2 separate regions of the Homo sapiens genome follow, and region 2 is linked to region 1. The links are chromatin loops, found by intact Hi-C in ENCODE. Cell type or tissue: mesothelial cell of epicardium. All regions are shown on one strand. Each heading gives the region's core, and the rest is flanking DNA. Links, peaks and the distances in the headings are about the cores only.

What was found. Hi-C counts contacts between places; a loop is a spot of excess contacts. Peaks named below come from ENCODE experiments on the same cell type or tissue, not always from the same donor. Only the 100,000 strongest peaks of a DNase experiment are listed, where the experiment ranks them.
Region 2: it touches region 1 in a loop (11-fold over the local background); 1 of 110 quality-filtered maps calls a loop at or near these places.

Annotation. Positions count from the first base shown.
Region 1 is chr5:58,018,590-58,021,512 of GRCh38, reverse strand. No RefSeq gene overlaps it. Among named protein-coding and RNA genes, the nearest start is that of LINC02101, 100 kb to the left of the region's middle. In mesothelial cell of epicardium, for the core only: no CTCF peak of the experiment used is centred there; a DNase peak (open chromatin) is centred at 1,726.
Region 2 is chr5:57,483,447-57,486,369 of GRCh38, reverse strand. The region is part of intron 1 of RMEL3 (enriched in melanoma 3); the gene reads right to left. Among named protein-coding and RNA genes, the nearest start is that of ACTBL2, 2.1 kb to the right of the region's middle. In mesothelial cell of epicardium, for the core only: no CTCF peak of the experiment used is centred there; no DNase peak of the experiment used is centred there.

The sequences.
Region 1 (2,923 bases), core at 297-2,796:
TGCTAGAAAGGAAAATATTGGTGCTGGCAAAGGTAGCAAAATGTCCACTATGGCTAAATGTGCTTATCCTCTCTTAGTAACTATGGGGTCCAACAATTCATCTCCTTTTTATTTCTGATTTTTTTTAACCATAAGCATATCCTTTTGTGGTTTCTGTGAAAACACTGTCTTGTCAGTCAATGCTTTTTCTCTCTGGCTACCTCCTACAACTACTTCTCCAGAAAAATGAGTTATATCAGAAATAACATGGGATTCCATTAAATGTATATTCTTTTCTTATTATCTGGGAGGCACTGCTTTGATCAAAGAGTCTTAATGGGCAAATATGTATGTACATAAAAGACACTGTGATTTAGAAACTGCAAGATGCTTTCTTTGTTTTATTTGGAATATTTCTCTGTTTTAGGGAAAAGAGTGTCTTAGTCTATTTTGGCTGATATAAAAAAAATACCAAAACTGGGTGGCTTATCAACAACATAAGTATATTTTTCACAGTTCTGGAGGCAGGAAAATCTAAGATCAAGGTGCTGGTAAATTCAGTGTCTGGTGAGGGCCCACTTTCTGGCTCACAGACTGTGCCTTCTTGCTGTGTCTTCACACAGGGGATGGGAGAGAAGAAGGAACTCCCTGGGGCCTTTTTTAAAGGGCATTCATCCCATTCTGCCATTATGACCAAATCACCCCCCAAAGGCCCCACCTCCTATTACCATTACCCTGAAAGCTATCACTTCAACTTATGAATTTTGAGAGAACATAAATATTCAGGCCATAGCAAATAGTTTTATTCTCATTAGAACTTTTGGCATGCTTAATAATGAATTTAGATATAAAATGATAAGTATCAAATCAGCTAATAATTTGTGCTTCTCAACTGTGGTTTATAATTTCTGGAGTATAGGATAGTTTAGGAAATAATACCCATGAGCCTTCCTTCTCACTCTATAGTTGTGCTGTCTTCATGTAAAATAGTATATCTCTACCAAAAGACAGACAGACAGAAAGAGAGAAACTTTTGACTTACTTCTATATAGTTCTTGTATTCTCAAAAGAGAGAGCCACATACTTAGCTCACAACAAACAGGTAAGTCTTGTTCAAGAGTAATTTCAAATAAAATCACATAAAATTTAGTTACAGCAAGACAGAATGCTATCACTAGAGCAAAACACTTGCCAACCCCTACCTTACTTTCACATGGCACACACAGTAGGAACACAGTGAACCAGAACCTTTACTTCAGAAAGCAGCCCCCAGCCAGAGGACAATCACACACCATGGTACCAATCCCAGAGGCATAAATGTGTAAGGTGGACACAAGGTCAAAGAAAAACACTAAAGCACCATAGTCCAGGCAATGGGTCCTCAATAAATCTGAGAGTCCATTTTCTCTATCCATTTATTTCCAACATGAGTGTCAAAATTCAGTTAGGAAGAAAGCATGACAATGTGAATGGAGAGAGAGGAATAGGATTAAAACCCTGGCAAAGAGTCCTTGGCTTGAATTTACCCATGACTGGAATGCTTACAATTTCCAAGCACACTCGTATCTCAGCAGAGGTTGCTAGAGGTGAACCCAGCCCCACAAGTGCTTGTGACACAATTTCTGTCCTATGCACGGCTCTGGGCCAGTCCCCCCAACCCCCATAAATCCTGCATCCATGTCATCACTGCCACTCCAGCTTCCTGCTGGAGAAAGCCCTGGTGACCCAGGAACTCCTCAGCTCTCTGTCCTTGCCATGACTTTGATTGCTGCCGAGTCTTTGGCTTGGCCCAGGCTCAAGAGTTAACAGTTCTTTGGACAGTCTTGGGCCAAAGCCTCAGCTGGAGAGGAAATGTTGGGCTTCATCTTTTGTCACAGATAAGATTTAATGAGTCCAAAGGATGTGTGATTAAAGGAAGTCCACAGGAAGTTGGGCTGAAGCTTTTCTGATGATTGTTTAAAAGGCATTGACCTAGACATTGCAGTAAAAAATAAAATTGAACACATTAAAAAAAAGTCAAAGATTTGGTTCAAAAGTTATAAAGGCAAATCCATTAGGTTTGAGGCTGGAGGAATAGAGAAACAAAAAGAGGAAAGGTTTAAATGGGAATAAAAAATAGTTATTCATAATTAATTACCACAGACCAGGATTTATCAACCAGCCTCTAAGAAGCTAACAATAGTAGTTAGGTAATTATTTTACATAGTGAGGCCTCTAGCCAAAGGTAATAAATTCCATTTTTTAAAAGCAGTGTGCCTTCTTCTTTTCATCTGGGAGGAGATATGATGAGAGGTGAAATTTAGGCTTAGGGAAATAAATGGCTTACAGAGAATTAGTCTCTTAAAAAAACAAATGAATGAATATTTCCTTGCAGGGATTTGAAAACTTAAGAGTCAGAAAGTTAGTCTAATCCATAGATATTATTTTCATGGATGCCTCACCTAAGTATCTGAGAACTAGAGACAATTTGATATTTGTCTTCAAATGGCTGTGTTGCTGCCAGCAACATCAAAGGCCATAATTCTAAGTATGACATCTAGTGAGTGTAGACTTGGTTCTCTCCAGAGCGTTATCATAGGCATGGTGTGGTGAGAGAGAGTAAATTTAGAATCAAGAAACCTTGGATCTGAGATTGGAGCTGATACTTAGGAGTTGTAAGTCCTTGTGAAAGTCACTTTTCTTGCCTGGAAATTGTTTTTTTCCACTTCTCAAATAAAGAAATTGAATTAGACATTTTTCAAGAAATATTCTTGCTCTAAAAGTTAACTCTCTAAGACATTTAACCGCAATTGGTAGTTGATGTTGCAGTTTTATTTAGTTGGTTAGATGACCTAGTCATATTATCTATCTAAAAGGCAATTCCTATTAAACATCCTAAATGTCTAAGCATGTGTTAGACATATTATATGCATTTTAAGAGAAATGTAATTGTTGAAATTCTCTA
Region 2 (2,923 bases), core at 151-2,650, 530 kb after region 1:
CATTACAAATCTCCACTAAGAGCAGAGTACAGTTGAAAGAGATTCTCAGAGCATCACCACACTAGAGAGGTAGACGTGTGCAAAATCAGCCAAGGATAGAAGGAAAGAGGGTGTGGTACACAAGGAAGGAACCAAGTGAAGACAGAGAGGCAGGCAGCTGACCTCCATGTACTAAATTGCATCCCTAGGGGGGAGGCTGAACGAGGCCTCATTAAAATGCATAATCTCAGCAGTTCAGTTAAACAGATGAGAGCCTAGACAGGAGATGATCACTAAGACAGGGCCTCCATGACCCATGGGTAAGAGCCTCTTCTTAGATCTCATGTACTACGGAGAGAAAGCAACACCCAATTCTGGAGTTCCTCTTCCTTCCACATGCCTGTGAAGATTCAGACTCTTGTTGTAAGCCTCTAAACTCTTGCTGATTCTGTGTAGAGACCTAGTTCCAAATACATAGTTGATTCTCTGATTTCATCCAAGTTGTTGGTGCTGCTGTAATACTGCCTCCGTTGGCTGCTGGCAGCCTCCTAGTTCCAAACACATAATTGATTCTCTGGTTTCATCCAAGCTGTGATGCTCATGCCTGCAATATTACCTCCACTGGCCAGTGACAGCCTCCTGCCCATCCTCTGAGACTCAGCCCAGGGGTCATCTCCTTTGGCCTCTCCTTCTCTTTGCCCTGACCTCAGGTTCAGGGGCCCCTCATTCCACCTCTATGTCTCCCTGAGCTCCTTCTCTCATCTCCCGTGTTGTATACCTGTTATCTGTGTATTTGGGAGTGACATTCAAGATCTTTAACAACTGGAACAGCGCTGGCAGAGCCCTATCAGAACATAAGCCGGCTGTATCATACCAGTGCCAAACGGCCACCTGTCGGCCTGGGGTAAGGTGACTTTCACCCACAAGACAGTGAACTCTTTAAAAATAGGGCTGTGTTTTATTCATTGATATATCACCAGTGCCCAGAACATAGGAGATGTTTAATAAATGTTTGCGGATTGCTTGAAAAGTCTAAGGTTGACAAAGACAAGGCAAGGAGACACGGTAGCTTCCACCAGTTGTCTTCATATTTAATGCCCATACTTAAACCTCACTCTAGTTTCGTGTATCTGCATGATAGTCAAACTAGGCAAAATGTAAAAGAAAAAGAATATTCTGGGCTTCCATGAGTGAACCTTGAAGGGCCCTAAAGGTTTAGGTAATTAATTAAACATTTGTAAATTCTGGTCAGTTACAAAGTCTGTTACCTCCAAGAACAGTACTCCCTACTCACAGCTTCCAGAGCCCAGTATTTGTAAACCCATCTTTCTATGTTTTACTCAACACAAATTCTTACTACTTTTTAAAAATTTAACCAACTCAACAGATGACATTTTTAATGGCTGTTGAATTGTGATAAGCACCTCTTGCATTATTGAGAGTTAATTAGAAGAGCATAAGCTTATTTTAAGAATACATAACTGATGAAATTTGCTCCTGGGACACCGGAATTAAAGCAGGCTAGACAGTCTCTAGCAAAATCACACATCAGCCACACTCTCAAGGCATCAGTTATGCTGTGTGGACTCAGTACCAAATATCCCTTAGTTGAAGGTGATTCTAAGGACAGCACTCTAGTAAGTGTAGGATCTAAGGCTGCACTTGGTACTATGTGGGCTCCTCCACTAACATTTCCACCAACTTGGCTTTGTTTTATATTCCAGACCGGAGCATTCATAAATGGGGACTTGTGCTAAATACAATGTGTATTTCATTTTTTCCATTTTGTAAAATGTGCATGTAGTTTGTTATGGGATTTTAAAAAATTCCCAGAAGCACCATCCTATAGCAATAAAATGTTGTTTTAATCAAAAGCTTGGTTGTACTACATAACAAGGAAGTTCATAAAACCATTCAGTGTGAAGGTTTTTAACACTGTTGAAGAAGGAATTTTGCAGTTACAGAAAAGATTAAAGGAAAGGACTGTTTTGGTGAGCCCTAAAGCAAAACCATGGATCTTGTGATGAAACATACATTCTGCCATGACTGATTGTCACCAGAAAGGTTTTGAAGGCATATTACAGCACTGGATAAAATAAATCTATATCAAGCTATAGACAAAGAAGAGGGCTGGATGCTCACAGCTTGATGCTACACCATGACTCTCCAAGAGGCTCACTGGGCAAAGACTCAGGTTAGTTCTCCTGGCCTTGAGCTGGAGGGTGTTTTTTGTCCAGTAAATAGGGGCTGTGCTACCTCTTACAAAGCAAGCTTTATTGGGTAAATGAATGAATGATGAACCCAAATAAAGATTATTTTGGAGAACTCAGATGTAGACATGGAAAATTTCTTTGCTTTACAAGAGCTCACAAAGATAATTATATTCTATTCGCCTAACACATAGGGGAGCAGAAGTAATGAGCTTTCTTAAATGCTATTTCTCTGTAACACATTGCTGATGTCCTACATTTTACCATCATACACATCTTTTCAGGTAGTCTGTATTTCTATATGAAACATGGAACCCAAACAAATTGTTGCTATGAAGTGATCAGGGTGTAATATATCTTGAAATGGAAGGAAAGCTAGTATAATTCTAATTGTATAGATTTTAATAACTACATAGAGGTTTAATGTTATAATATAGTATATGTATCTTGAAGATCAAAATGTTTTAAGGATTAGTTTAAATATATAATTTTTCAAATTTGTCTTATCACTTCATTTTGTCCATTGTTGCAGAACTCAAGAGTTGTTGCAAATAAATAAATTTTTATAACCTGCATCTTAATAAATCATGCAAAATAGTTGACATTCAGTCATTATACAATTAACATGGACCCAATGAACCTGGTTCTATGAACAATGTCTAGACACAGTAAATGTTTAATGAAATTTGGTTGTTAGAAATTTATATCAGAAAAAAGTATCTATATGGGTTAAC